Regions from separate parts of the Homo sapiens genome. Here region 2 is linked to region 1. A link is a loop called in an ENCODE intact Hi-C map of the cell type or tissue named here. Cell type or tissue: PC-3. All regions are shown on one strand. Links, peaks and the distances in the headings refer to the core of each region. The heading gives the core; the rest is flanking DNA.

What was found. Peaks named below come from ENCODE experiments on the same cell type or tissue, not always from the same donor. Only the 100,000 strongest peaks of a DNase experiment are listed, where the experiment ranks them.
Region 2: a loop joins it to region 1, with 2.7 times the contacts of the local background. A loop is called at or near these places in 2 of 110 quality-filtered maps.

What each region holds. Positions count from the first base shown.
Region 1 is chr5:79,460,604-79,468,401 of GRCh38, reverse strand. The region is part of intron 1 of HOMER1 (homer scaffold protein 1); the gene reads left to right. It overlaps LOC107986426 (a long non-coding RNA gene), which reads left to right. Exons shown (of 3, transcript XR_001742758.2): 3 at 1-393. Among named protein-coding and RNA genes, the nearest start is that of HOMER1, 50 kb to the left of the region's middle. In PC-3, for the core only: a CTCF peak has its summit at 3,494; no DNase peak of the experiment used is centred there; H3K4me3 peaks cover 319 bases.
Region 2 is chr5:79,298,028-79,305,825 of GRCh38, reverse strand. JMY (junction mediating and regulatory protein, p53 cofactor) reads right to left here. Exons shown (of 11, transcript NM_152405.5): 5 at 5,508-5,673; 6 at 4,963-5,150. Among named protein-coding and RNA genes, the nearest start is that of JMY, 66 kb to the right of the region's middle. In PC-3, for the core only: no CTCF peak of the experiment used is centred there; a DNase peak (open chromatin) is centred at 4,565; H3K4me3 peaks cover 436 bases; H3K27ac peaks cover 1,261 bases.

The DNA of each region.
Region 1 (7,798 bases), core at 1,560-6,559:
TAAGTCTTTGAAATCCATTATGTATTTTGCATTTAGAGCACATCTCAATTTGAATGTTAAATGTTTATTGGAAATACTTGATCTGAATTTAAATTTCATAAAATTTCTGTTGGAAAAAGTAGATTCACATACCCAGGTTGTTCCATATATATTTAAAAGCTTTTCAGACACTGAACTGAGTATCAGATAAAGTTTAAATTAATTCACTTTCTCAGTTGCACCAGCTGAATTTCACATGCGTAGTGGTCAGGTGGCTAGTGGCTACCATACTGGATAGTGTAATTCTAATCATAACATGTATTGTTATGTGGCAGTTAAATGACCTAGGCTGGGCATGGTGGCTCATACCTTTAATCGCAGCACTTTAGGAGGCCGAAAAGTGAGAGGATCGCATGAGCCCAGGAGTTTGAGACCAGCATGGGTAACAGTGAAACCCCATCTCTAGAAACTAAAAAAAGCTGGATGTGGTGGTGCACGCTCATCTGTAGTCCCAGCTACTCTGGAGGCTAAGGCAGGAGGATCGCTTGAGCCTGAGAGGTCAAGGCTGAAGTGAGCTCTGATCGCACCACTGCACTCCAGCCTGGGCAACAGGGCAAAACCCTGTCTCAAAACAAAACACCGGCCTATATTATATAAAGTAAAATGTGGCCGATTATTCAAATTTTGCATTGTCAATAAGAACTAGAGAAGTGCTGTGACGTTTTATTGTTTGTTTTGAGCAATTTAAAATATTCACAATAATACAGGGAATACTATACACATATCCACTTTTCAAATTTCACAAATGTTAACATTTTGTTCAAGTATCTCTGAATCTTTCTCTTCAATCCTGAGTTTACTTATTAGAATATTTATTTGTTTAGATATTATATGGACTGAACATCCACTCATTTAGTTTGTAGCAAGTAGAAAAGTGTACCTTAGAGTATTATGATTGTTCGTTGAAGGTGATATTAGCACTTAAATGGCCTTTATAGCATTTCATTAGTTTTTTTTTTTTTTTTTTTTTTGAGATGGAGTTTCACTCTTGTTGCGCAGGCTGGAATGCAATGGTGCAATCTCGGCTCACTGCAACCTCAGCCTCCCAGGTTCAAGCCATTCTCCTGCCTCAGCCTCCTGAGTAGCTGGGATTACAGGCCCCTGCCAGCACGCCCAGCTAATTTTTTTATTTTTAGTAGAGACATGGTTTCACCATGTTGACCAGGCTGGTCTTGACCTCAAGTGATCCGCCCGCCTTAGCTTCCCAAAGTGCTAGGATTACAGGCCTGATCCTCTGCGCCCAGCCTAATTCATTTGTTTTTAAAGTTTTTAAGGCCGGGCACAGTGGCTCACACCTGTAATCCCAGCACATTGGGAGGCCGAGGCAGGCAGATCACAAGATCAAGAGATCGAGACCATCCTGGCCAACATGGTGAAACCCTATCTCTACTAAAAATACAAAAATTAGCCAAGTGTGGTGGTGCACACCTGTAATCCTAGCTACTTGGGAGGCTGAGGCAGGAGAATTGCTTGAATCCAGGGGGCAGAGGTTGCAGTGAGCCGAGATTGTGCCACTGCACTCCAGCTTGGTGACAGAGTGAGACTCTGTCTAAAAAAAAAATAGTTTTTAAGAACTGGATGTCTATTGGGAAATCACTTAGATTTTTAATAAAACGCCAGGAGTTTAACCTATTTGGCAATAGGTCAAATAGTACTACCTATATTAACAATAATTAAATTCTAGTTATTAACAAGAGATTACTTTCTTTAGATTTCCCAGGCATATACTGTCAGTTCTCAGAATTTAGCTTGAGTTAGTGGAAATCATTTGGGAAGAGGAGAATATTTAAAGTCAAGTAAAATGGAATGTGCCATATCAATTCTAATTGTAATTTATTTATTATTATTATTATTATTATTATTTTTGAGACAGGGTCTCCTCTGTTGGCCAGGCTGGAGTGCAGTGGCACGATCTCAGCTCACTGCAGCCTTGACTTACCTGGCTCAGGTGATCTCTCCTGTCAAGTAGCTGGGACCACAGGTGTGCGCCACCATGCCCGGCTAATTTTTTGTAGAGATGGGGTTTCCCCATATTGCCCAGCTGGTCTTGAACTCCTGGGCTCAGGCAATCTGCCTGTCTCAGCCTCCGAAAGTGCTGGGATTACAGGTATGAGCCACCACACCCAGCCTAAAAATGTAATTTTAAATGTGATCTATCAGGCATACTTGATATATTTTTAAACACTGAAATTTTACCTGAAATGGATGGGGTTTTTAATGGGTGGTAAGGACAAAGTCACTTGGCAGTTATTTAATACATACCAAGCAAGTTTCTTTGAACATTGAAGATGTTGCTTAAATGTGCATTGAATGAGGTTGCTTGCTTTTTACTCTGAATTTCAGCATATTCCTTAATACTTTATAGCTACTTATTAAAGTGGCCAAGAGTAAGTACTAAAATCTCTTAATAACTAATACCATGTCCTATAGATTATAAAAACTACTCTTAAAGTAAGAGGTGACATATAAGAAATGTAAACAGTAGCTCACGCCCGTAATCCCAGCACTTTGTGAGGCTGAGGCCGGCGGATCACGAGGACAGGAGATCGAGACCATCCTGGCTAACACGGTGAAACCCCATCTCTACTAAAAAATACAAAAAATTAGCAGGGTGTGGTGACGGGTGCCTGTAGTCCCAGCTACTCGGGAGGCTGAGGCAGGAGAATGGCGTGAACCTGGGAGGTGGAGCTTGCAGTGAGCCAAGATTGCACCACTGCACTCCAGCCTGGGCGACAGAGCGAGACTCTGTCTCAAAAAAAAAAAAAAAAAAAAAAAAAAGAAGAAATGTAAACAGTACTGTTACTCTTTAAGTGTATTTTTATATAATTTAAGAATCTTAATTTCCAAATGGAAATTTTAGATTTGATATTTTCTTCAAATACATCAATTAAATACTTAATGTCATGAAAATATTTCTGATAACTATAATGCAAACAATTATTTTTTAAAACCTTTAATTTCAGTGTTCACCCAACAGATTAAAAGATCAAGGAATTCAGATCATACATTTTTTTTTCTTTTTTAAAGAGACAGGGTCTTGCTCTGTCACCCATCCTGGAATGCAGTGGTGTACAATCATAGCTCGCTGCAGCCTCCAACTCCTGGGCTCAAATGATCCTCCTGCCTCATCCTCTTGAGTAGCTGAGACTATAGGCATGTGCCACCACAGCCAGCTAATTTTTAAATTTTTTATGGAGGCGAGGTCTTGCTGTTGGCCAACCTGGTCTGGAACTCATGGGCTCAAGCGATCCTCCCGCTTTGGCCTCCCACAGCACTAGGACTACAGAGGTGAGCCACTGTGCCTGGCCAGATCATACAATTAAAAAAAAAAATCCTTCCAGAAGTCTCGATACTTCTATTATAGCAAGGTTACTTTACAATTTTGTATTTGCTATAGAGTAACTTCCAGGTTTTAAAAAACATGCACCTGCTATATTTTTGGTTCATCACTAGGTGGAGTTGTTGCAGTATAATTATGTGTTGGGTAGCCATTAGCAGAAAAACCTTTGCATTCTTCAAAGTTCGTATATGGTTTTTAAAAAAGAACATTGTATGTATAAGCAATCAGCTTATTACACATATCATGGCATAGGGACATACAGTTGGTAGTATGTTATATTATGCAGTCATAATCTCTGAGCAGCATCAAAACAGGTATCTTAATGAGATTTTTCATGGGGTAGGATATATGTATGAGAAAGAGAGGAGGTGGTGAGATTTAAACCAGTTCCCTGATAATCGTGTGGAGTTTCAATTTATATTATTAAGTTGTACAGGATAATTCTTTCTAGGAAATTCCAGTGCTTGAGCTGCTGCATCCAAAGTCATGCTATGCCACTTCATAGTGGCACTGAAACTAAATTCTCCAGCCATTACCTATCAAGTTAAATGGTAATTAGTGTCCGTCTATTCCTGGACTTATCCTTGTCATTCTCATTTTGGCCTGAACAAGTATTGTTCAGCTTCTCTTGCCACTTCAGTCACCCAAAAGCAAGCTGAGGGTAGAATGTTTTTTGTCTTACTTTCCTGTTTACTTCAAATCAAGGGGGATGTTTTTGTCGGGAATTGGATGTACCTTCAGCACCTGTAGTCCTACAGTTAGGCATGTTTGGATTTCGCTCCTCTCCTACTTTCCCTTATTCCTCTCAGTTGAGTTCCAACCTGTTAAAATTGTCATTCTTTGATTCTTTGGCAGTCTTCAAAAATGGCCCCTAAAGCATTATTTTCCATCGTTAATTGTTATGTAAGTGTAATTTCTTCACAGTGCCATTTTAGAAAGATATTTTAATACCTATACAAGGTTAAGAAAAATTAAACAATACCTAAAGGATAAGAAAGCGAAGTAATTGAGCCCCATCCCCAGAAGCAACTACTTTTAAAAAATGTAATTTTTATTTCTTTTAGTGGTTGCCTCCATAGCTCTAATAAGCTCTTATATTACTATTTTTTTAATTGAAAGCTTTGGATTTTAAATCCTTATTGCAGAAAGTCAACTAGTGGTGAATTTTTGCCAGTTCCACATTTACCTTTCCATTTCTTCCTCTTCCCACCCATCTCAATGCAGTTATTCTTATAAATTGCTCTGTTGGTTCTACAATTTTAAATGGGGACCCCAAAATCAAATTGTGTATACTGTGGGGTGGTGTTATGAAGTGAATGAATGACCAGTGTGTAGCTTGTATAGTTCTGAACTGCCACCAATTACAGTATTGGGGGGGCATGTTAGTGCAGAGTTTATTGTAAGTAAGCCTCTTTCCTCAGTTTTCATTTGCATAGTTTTTTAAATGACAACTGTTTGAAACAATTAGCAAACGTATTATCATATAGAAGCCTGGAGATAAGGTGATTTGTTGGTCCAGTGACATCATCAAGGAACCAGAGTCTTTGTTTTTCCGTATGCTATTATCGACAGAGAATGTTGGCTTTGGTCTCAGGTATGCGCCCCTCACAGCACTAAGGGTTTCTTTAGGTCCTGATGTCACATGCAAACATACCGTTTCAGAGAATATTCCTTCTTACATGTGTACTGTCTGTGAGTGTACCTAGAAGTTTCTAGCAAACTTTTCTTGGTTATTTCTTGGAATTGTTTCAGAGGTCCATTCCTAACCCAACTTCTGGCAAGAATGGGATTGCCATGATTATCCTTAGCGAAGCTCACAGTCATATGGAAGAGGGTAGAGTATCTGAGGTTTGTTGGGGAGCAGCAAGGAAGAACAGTTGGTAGATAGTCAGCGAACAGGGTCTGCAGCAGAGTCAAATCCTCAGTGGAAAATATTACCAGCCTTATTTCTAATACTTCTTAGAATACTTAGAATACTTTCAGGCTACTTTCTTTTGGAAAATTAAAAAGAAAGGAAATTATTTGAAACCATAACCTTCTTTATAATCTCCTTTGCTGCAGTAGCCATTTGTACTTACATATCTGAAAAGGATACTTCTAAGCTAGGCATTAAAGGTATACCAGGAAATGTACAATTTCTCTTCCTTTCCTTGAGTTTGATTGTATTTATTGGACCTATGCCTTTGCACTCTCTTGGGATGAAGATTTACTGGTTAATCATATAATATTTTTGAAAGTATAGACTTCATTGGTAACTGTAAAACAGCATCATCATTGATTTTTAAAAATCAGAGCTATCCAAGTGATGAATGTTAACTGTCTGCTTTTTTTCTAGACCAAAACTTATGTATCTCCTGGAAAATAGTTTTTTGTTTTGCTCTAGTTTTTTTATGATCCTCGTTTCTTTCTTATTACGCAGATGCCTGAGAGCTAAATGTAGTAATTCTTTATGTCAGCTCTAGTGAGTTTGAGTAAGTCTTGTTTTTAAAATAAAATTCTGATTTTATTACTTTTTTCTCAGGGTTATCTTAACATTCTTCCAGTTTTCCACATCCATAGTAAGTTTTAGCATCCATCACTGTATGTAGTACTTTTAAAGAATTGTAGCTCAAGATGAAGAACTTGAGAATTATTGTTACACCAATTTCCTAGAATTCGTTTATGAATCAACAGAAAAATACTCCAGTAAGCTTTTCTTATGTCAGTAAAGTAGTTTGAATTACTTACTGTTCTGGTTATTCATGTAAGAAGTTACCGAATAGATAGTGCTCTATGATTAAAGTGTGTGTGTTTTCTGGTTTTTTTGTTTGTTTGTTTGTTTTTGAGATGGAGTCTCGCTCTGTCGCCCAGGCTGGGGGTGCAGTGGCGTGATCTTGGCTCACTGCAACCTCCGTCTCCTGGGTTCAAGTGATTCTCCTGCCGCAGCCTCCTGAGTAGCTGGGATTATAGGCATGCGACACCGTGCCTGGCTCATTTTTGTATTTTTAGTAGAGATGGGGTTTTACCATGTTGCCCAGGCTGGTCTCAAACTCCTGACCTCAAGTGATGAACCCACCTGGGCCTCCCAAAGTGCTGGGATTACAGGCGTGAGCCACTGCGCCCGGCATGGATCTATTTGTCTTTAAAATTGATTTTTAGAGCAATTTTTAAAGAGTAATTTTTAGTTTCTTAGAAGAGTTACTTTGAGTGTTCTTAACAAGTACCCGTTTAAGAAATAATACTGTAGTCGTTACTGAATAAGGCTTGAATTTTATATTATAAATATAATTAGTAATATCAGTAAAGATGGTAAGCTATCCAGACCAACTTTCAGTGAGATATTTACCTCAGAATTTGTCTTTTGATTCTCATAGCCATAAATATAAATCCTAGGAGATGTAAATATATTACATGAAAGAGTTCTGAGGTCAAATAATCTGCCAGATGCTGGATTATTTGGTGTTAGATTGGTTTCTTTACCGCAGAACTTCTCAGAACCTTTAACATGCTAATGTACGTTATAAATATTTTAGAATATAACACAGTGTTTGCGAAACTTGTTTGAACATGGACCATTCATTTCTCAGACTGTTGTTCAATATAAACACACTTCGGGAAATGCTGGTGTTTGATCCAGTTAGTATTTGTGTGAATTGTTGTAAAGAAAGCAGTGTCTAACCTTTATTTATGAGTTTTATACAGTTTATGAAAAGATATTAACTTTGATACCTGGACACTTGAACAATCAATTTCAAATGTATTACAGGTCTTTTTAAGAGATTAAGAGCTAGATTTTTAAGATAGCTTTTTAAGAGTTCAGTTATATGTAAATCTCTTAAAGATTTTAGATATAGCTTCTCTACTGCCTCTTCTACAGCTTTTTTCTAAATGGAAATTACGGACATGCTTAGTATTGAAACATACCCATCATAAAATCTGGTGATTCCCCAAACTCTGCATGCCAGCCTGGTTTTCTCTGAGCTCCAAACAAGTGTTTTTAAGTTCCTGGCCCAAGAGTTCTACATCCAAACCCTGTAGGCATCTGAACTCCTTCAAAACTGACTTCATCTTCCCCTTCCACTTCCCCAATCTTAGACTTTACTTTCTGTGGCCCATCCTTGCTAGTGGGACTGTCTTCTTTTCAGTTACCCAAAGTAGAAACCCAGGAGACTCAGATTCCTTCTTTGTCTTATACATCAGGAGTTCTCAACCTTGGCACAATGAACATTTTGAGCTGGAAAATTTTTTGTTGCGGAAAGCTATCTTGTGCATTGTAGATGTTTAGCGGCGTTCCTGGATGCTACCCACTAGATGCCAATAGCAGTTTCCCTCATTGTGACAGCCAAAACTGTGTCCAGACATTGTGAAATGTCCCGAGGAACAAACCCACCCCAGTTTGGGAACCACTGCCCTATATCCAATCTATTACTTATCTGCTGA
Region 2 (7,798 bases), core at 1,694-6,693, 160 kb after region 1:
CAAGTTAAAGACCATGAATTTTTTGTCCAGACTGGCTTAAACAATATGAGATCTGAATCTTTTGGTCGCAGACATAAGAGCTGCAAGAGACCTGGAAGACTAGAAAGTCAAAATTATCAAAATTATTTAGAAACTATGAAAAAAAAGCATATATTTTCCAATCACCATATAAAACAGGATTTTTGCAATAACTGTGAGATATGCACTACTTTATAAAATTATGCACTATATTCTGGTAACTTTTTACCAGTACCAAGCTAAATCTTCATTTACCCTGTGTCCTTTCCTAAGGAAACTATTTGGAGAAGTTTTCCAGATAAAAGGGTTAGTCTCCAACATTCCAAAGCTATACTAAAATGATCACTTTTTTTTTTTGAGATGGAGTCTCACTGTTGCCCAGGCTGGAGTGTGGTGGCATGATCTCTGGCTTACTGCAACCTCCGCCTCCCAGGTTCAAGAGATTCTCCCATCTCAGCCTCCCAAGCAGCTGGGACTACAGGCGCATGCCATCACGCCTGGCTAATTTTTTTGTATTTTTAGTAGAGACGGGGTTTCACCATGTTGGCCAGATTGGTTGAACTCCTGACCTCAAGTGATCTGCCCACCTTGACCTCCCAAAGTGCTGGGATTACAGGTGTGAGCCACCATGCCCAGCCTAAAATGATCACTCTTTCAATTAGAGAAAGTCAAATAATAACCTTTGAAGTCAGTAAACTGTTATTTTAAAGCAAAATGTCATTTTTTACTTCATGTTCTTTACCCACTCTGGTTCACTCTATTGCCTATCAAGAATCTATCCAGTGCAATGGGGAAAACAAAGGGCGTGTTAGATAATGTCATGACTTGGTGATACAGTAACTCAGGTCTCTGAGTGTCTAGGACAGAATCCTACCCCTGCTCCATATTAGCTGCTTTTCCTTAGGTGATTTATGTCACTACCAGAAGCGTTGGTTCCCTTGCTTATAAATGAGGATACAGGTCCACAATCCCTTATCTAGAACAGAGGTCAGACATGTTTTGAAATTCAAAGTTTTTTGATAATTTAGAGAATGGTGTTAAGTTGTATATACCATATATATCCTAATAAGCAAGATCTGAAACCATATCCCATAATAAGCAGTAATAGTTAAATGAATTGTCAAAGTGAGAATAAGATAATAAATAACTTCATGTTAGCTCAGGTCTGGTTTTGCCACCAAATGAAGTATGAAAATGATTCTAATTTTCTGAGCTCTCTGGATTTCATTTGACTACTGGGAGAATTAAAGAAGATAAAAAACAAAGAAAATTGTTATTTTTGTTACTCTTCTTGAAATGTTTAATCACAAAGCATTGACTTCACCAGCACAGCCGGGGACCACCTATCTCCACTCTTTCAAGGGGTGAGGCAGGACATGAACTGTGTATGCAATCTTAAGATGAGTGCCAGAGAAACCAAGAAGCCAGTGACCTTGGGCATGTTGATATGTAAACAAGGGAATATAGGATTATGTTACATAGGGAGACATTTGTTTTTCCTTGTATATTTGATCTTCTCAGTAGCTTTTCTTTTTAGGACTTAGTGTTTTGCATTTCCTATCTTTTCACCACCCTTCCTTATTTCACTACTCCTTCCCTCTGCAGTTCTGCCACCTCAGTTGCTGGGCTTGGGGTACAGGCACACAAGTGTAAATGGAGAGATTCTCCAAGGCTGGGTTTCCCTACTTCAGATTTAGATTAACACAGAAATGAAGACTGAAGAATACTGATTAAATTGCTATGAGCTAACACTTATCAACAAGGGAAGAGCTGGTATTAAGCCGGTATTAAGTTCAGCCTGAAGCTCTTAATACTGCTAGAAGAGTACACAGCTCTGTGGGCCATGGTCACCAAGGTTGCTCCTCTTCACCCCTCACCTGTACAGTTTCCTTTGCTATTCCGTCAGTCACTGCTTTAAACCTCTGCTGCACTCCCTTCTCAGACCACCAAGATCTACTCCTTGCCCACAACTTTTCTCGAAACTCTGAACATAAGGCCCCAATAGTCTCCCAATATTGGATGTCATGGAGTCATTTCTTTCTTCCTTTACCTTTCTGGAGCACCTGAGCCTACTGACCATCCTGTTGTGTGGAATCATCATCTTCACTTCTATGACTTCGAGCTCTCCTGCTTCTTCCAACTTCGATTACCCTTTCTCTTTGATCCCGTTCTTCTGCACACACTTTCAAATGTTCCCCAGTGTTCTTTCCTTAGAGCCTTTCTCCTCGCACTACATCACAGCAGCTCAGTCTTTCATAGCCTGTGCCCTTTACAATGCTTTCTCACCCCTAGCCAAGAACGTTTTGCTTCCTGAATTACAAATATTAAATACAATGAAGGTTTTTCTTCCTCAAACTATGTATCTATCCTGCTCCACCACCTTCCCTTGCTCTTTCCTATCAGCCTCCCACCTCCACCTCATCATTCCTAAGAACACCCTCCTCAGGCTGGGCACAGTGGCTCACACCTGCAATCCCAGCACTTTGGGAGGCTGAGGATTGCTTGAGCTCAGGAGTTTGAGACCAGCCTGGGCAACATAGTGAGCCCCTGTCTCTATAAAAAAATAAATAAAATATTTTAAAAATCACCTGCTCAGTATGTTGTTCTGAGACCATCTCATACACTCTTATAAGACCCAGGTGCCCAATTGTCTCAACTGTCTCACAGCCATCTCTACCTGGATGCCCAAGACCTCTTATATGCAAGTCTAAAACTCAGCTTATCACCTCCCACCCATATGTGCTCTTCCTCTGGGTTTTCCATCTTGGTTGGTGACACCATCATCTACCTCAATGCCCAATCCAGAAACCAGAGGGTTGATAGAGAATGGCTCTTCCTCCCTCCTTCACCACATCACTAAATCCTACTAACTTTTTCTGCAAAGTGTCAGATCTAGACAGTTCAAGATTTGTCCATCTCTTACCCTGCACAGGCACCCACTTACTTCATAGTCTTAACCTCTCAACCTTATTGAGGTGGAGGATAATGACACCTTCCAATCAGAACCTTTCCATCTCTTCTCCCTCTAACCTATTTTTCATGCTGCCTTATCTTGCTAAAATGTGAATCTGTTCATACTACCCCTTTGCTTAACTTATACTACAGACAAAGCTCAGGCTTGTTAATGTGGTATGTAAAATTTCCCATAACTTGGTCCCCGCCCTGCAGCATGTCTTACAATGTAGAATGCTCTGACAAACCATGCTGTTTTCTGCTTCAGTGTCTTTGCTAAAAACTATTCTGTCCTGCTTGTAATTACCCCAACACCATCAATCTGGCCAATTTCTATTCAGATGTTAAAAGCCAGTACAAGTGTCATCTCTTCAGAGAAGCCTTTCCTCACTCCCTGCTCTTGCTGTTTTTGGCCGGCAGAACACTCATCTGTTCACCTGGTTTGCCTTCTCTAAAAGACTAGGAGGAGCAGGGACTATGCCTTGCTCATCTTTGTATCCTAAGTCTAACAATGTGCCTAGCATACTGGTGAATTAAAATGAAATCAGACTTTCAATTAAGTCTGAATTGCATAGCATTTTCAAAAACTTGCAGGTTTGCAAATTCCGAGTCTCAAAAGTACTGCACTATACACCTAAAAGTAATATATAAAATACTCCTAATATTCCTCAAAAATGTGCTCTTCTGAAATCTTATTTACTTTTCATTCTCCCCTAAAACTGTTCTATAAGACCTGCTGAAATCACTGCAATGTTTTTTTTTTTTTTTTTTTGAGACGGAGTTTCACTCTTGTTGTCCAGGCTGGAGTGCAATGGTGCCATCTTGGCTCACTGCAACCTCCACCTTCTGGGTTCAAGCGATTCTCCTGCCTCAGCCTCCCGAGTAGCTGGGATTACAGGCGCGTGCCACCATGCCTGGCTAATTTTTTGTATTTTTAGTAGAGACAGGGTTTCACCATGTTGGCTGGTCTCGAACTCCTGACCTCAGGTGATCCACCCACCTCAGCCTCCCAAAGTGCTGGGATTACAGGCATGAGCCACCGCGCCCAGCCTGCAATGTTTACCTGGTTGGTGCAGATTGGAACGTGAAATGAAGCTCACAACCAGGGCTGACACAGCAGTGGGTTTCAATTACCACTGTCACGGGGAAATAGCAAAGGCACATAATTATGTGAAAGCCAGGGCTCTGGATGGCAAGGTAACTGTTCTGTTGATGGACAACGTGATAGAAGGTCCTGGGTTCTTGACTTACTGTGGATACATGCCTGTCTGAGTTTCTTTAATGTGCAAGAGCTATCTATTTCAAAAAGCAAAGGTATTGATTTTCTGTGGAATGAGGAAGTGGTAGCCTTGGAATGTGGTGAAGAGCAGGAAGGTGGGTTCTCAGAGAACATGACATACTTTTATAATACTTGAGCTTAAAGCGAATCAGTACCACACAGTCATCAGTTTGGTCTAGGTTGGAGAGCTAGTTCCAGATTCCAACTCTACACTTACAGTGACTAGAAACAGCTCCACGATAGTTAACATCTGGACTAGAGTGCAAAACATTTTTTAAGACACAGGAAGAATCACATTTCCACAAAATGAGTCATTCCAAATATCAAGAATCAAACATTCTAAAATGTAATCAAAGTTAAATAAAGAAATAACAATCTATAAAATTCTTTAAGGTCAGAATCAGGGCTTGTAAAAAACATCGCTGGGCCTCCTTAAATAAAAAGGGAGCCAGGAATCACATTATCAGGGATCCTGTAGTCAAGGCCTTTAGCAGAGTCACCATTAGTGTTTCTAGAGGTAAAGAGAACATCACTATTGGCTGTTCCAATGTGTTTAAGAGGGCAATTCTCAGAGCACTATAAACGCATTGAGCACTGATAAGAGATAGTGCTTACTTAGTTTTAAAACATAAGCAAGTTTTAAAGACAAAACAGATGAGATTAGTAGATACGGATAAAAGACTAAATAATGAACAAAAGCAATATTTAAATACCTTTTTATTTCTGAGGTAGGATTTCTTGGCAGAAACCCGTCCACGTCTTGCTTCCAGCTGGCGTGCTTTCTGCTGAAGTTTCTGCAGCTCTTCTCTCTGTAAGTACGCAGATGCTGCCATCTCTTCCTTCTCCAGCATGGCCTCCATGCTTTCGTAAGTGTCATAGTATACCACTTCATCTCTTTTTTCTGTTACAGAACAGCAAAAAAGAGTAGTGGTAAAGAATATGGGCTAGGGTTTGGAAAGAACAAGGTTCTAATCTCATTACTGGCTCTGCAACCTCAGGCAAAGCCATTATCTCTTAAGCTTCTTTGTAAGTGGTGATTATTATTTAATACACCTCATAGAGTGAATGTATGCAAAGTGTTTAGCAGTATCTGGCAAACAGTAAGTGCTCAATAAATGCTAGAAATCACCCCCCCACACTCTATCCCTACAGAAAACAATTTTTTAAATGTCTTAACAAAAGAAACATACCTAGTCCATAAGTATTTTCTCATGTATTCAATCTTTGGTGAACTTATGTGGTTAAATGCACGCCATACCTGATATAAGTCTTTTGATGCTTTCTAGTTGCGCTGTCAATAGTAACTCTTCACACTTCAAGATTTCAAACTGTACTTCATACAACTGAAGTTGCAGATCATAATAATCAGCTTCTAACTGATCCAATCGTGCTATCGCTTCTGTACCACCCCGCAAACTCTGCATCTGCATTGAAAATACAAATTAAAAAATTTCTAGCTGGTGGGGACAAGAAAATTGAGTTAGTATTAAAAATTAATACTAATCAGATAGCATAAACCTATTAAGTAATTCCTCTCAGAAAGAAACTTGTAGGCATGGAATCTAGACTTTAAAAATATATATATATATATGTATAAAACAGTAATAATCAAGTCATATTATATGGTGGAAGTAGGCAAACATGGTAAAAATAAGGTTTTAATGTTTATGTTATACTTATGCATATTTATGGTAATAATATATGTATCATCTGGATATAAATGCTTTCCCTCTCAAAAGTGGATGCTAAGTTATGTAGTTGTTCTTTTCACAGAGATATATGAAAATGACGGGGCTATTCTCAGATATTTACAAGAATGGTAAAAGCTGGTTAATGCCACATATCTGGGGTTTTGCTTTGCTCCATGGTCACAGACTGGCTAGGTTCTGGGATCTGCTGACTATAGAGTGAGGTGAGAATATGTGACTGGAACAGCAGAAGACAATTGCTTTAGATGGAAATCCTTGCAATCCGTAAGGTGTCACTTTAGGTAAATGTAATCAACGTCCTAGGCTGAACTTAAAGTGAGATCCAGAAATTTCTGGGCATGGCTCATAAAGTGAAGGATGGTCTTCTGTGAGGTTTGCTTGGTTGGTCAGTTCTCGGTGCTGGAGTGGGAAAATTTTTGCCAGGAATGAAGGAAACCACCAAGGGGAAAGTGTACTTTAGATAACTGGTTCCTAACCCTACTATTTCTATGGCTTTCTATTTGGCTGTACGGAAAAAGGCAGATAAAAGAAGCCAAAGGAATGGCTTTTCAAGAGTCAGTGAGATGTGAAGGACAAGCATAGTTCTCTAGAGTGAGACAGTAAGCATTCTTCCAAGAACATAGCACCACTGCTTTGGTAGTTTAAAGGTTCATGCTTAGCAGCTCCAGGAAAGCCCCGATACGGGCATCAGTGTGCCCTCAGAGCCAAAGGAGCAATAGTGAGGAGCCCTGGATTCAAGTGGCTTCCCAAGGAGTGACCTTCAAAGGAGGAGACGAGAGGAACAAAAGGGAAAATTATTAAGAGTATTGTTTACGAGCTCATGTGAGACATCACTGGGGTCCCAGAATACCAAAGAAATACTTGACTGGCTGTACAGGGACAACCTACAGGGAAAAAGACAGTGAATTCTTATTTTCCTAAATGATCCCTTTTGTCTGGCGAGGTTGGTAAAACCTGTCAGCACATAAAAAGAATACGTTTTAAAGAAAATTCCAGCTTTTGCTTTACAGTCTATATATCTACACAGTCTTACCCAATAATTAGAATATTTTTCCTTAAAATATAATTTCAAATCCCTTTCACAAGAATTTTGAACTGAAAAGCAATGGTTAGGCTCCAGTCTAAACGTGCAGTTGTAAAAATTTAAAAATAACCAGGTGAATTAAATACAGTGGTACTTTGTTTTATGAATATTTTATAAACGGATACTTAATAGATTATCTAAGTGTAAGACTGTGAGTGATCCCGCTGTGTTAGGAAATATTTTATGGGTGACAAACAACGTATATAACCCCAAAGTGGGTTTAATTATAGCAGCTAGGGAGGGGAATGTGAACAATATGAACTGTTGTTTTTGTCCTAAGTCATAAAATAAGAACCAAGGAATAATGTCTACCTTGAGACTCGTGGACTCGCCACTTTAGATGATAAACATCCCTTTTCATACTCTCTTGGGGCTCTTGCCCAGCTCTGCAAACACAGCTGTAGGATATACATTGTTCCAGTATCTGCACCCACACTCTCTATTACCACAGCATACAAACAGGTAAGATATCTAATGTTAGAAGGCTTTATTCTCAAGTGGGGAATCGTTAAGTTAAAACCTTAGTGTAAACCAGTCTAAAAACCTTAATCTAAGATTACTTTCCAGTGATATTGTTCAGATCCAGGCTGTGAGTTCATTTTCACTACTCTGGTTCTACCCAACTAAGTGACCATTTTCTGCTACGTTCATGATGCTCTGCTAAGTTCTTCCCCTAGCACTCTGTAAGTTTCTCTCTCCTGCCCAATCTCTTGGCTAAGGAAAAAAGTTGAAAGTCCCCCAGTGACATGCCTTTAC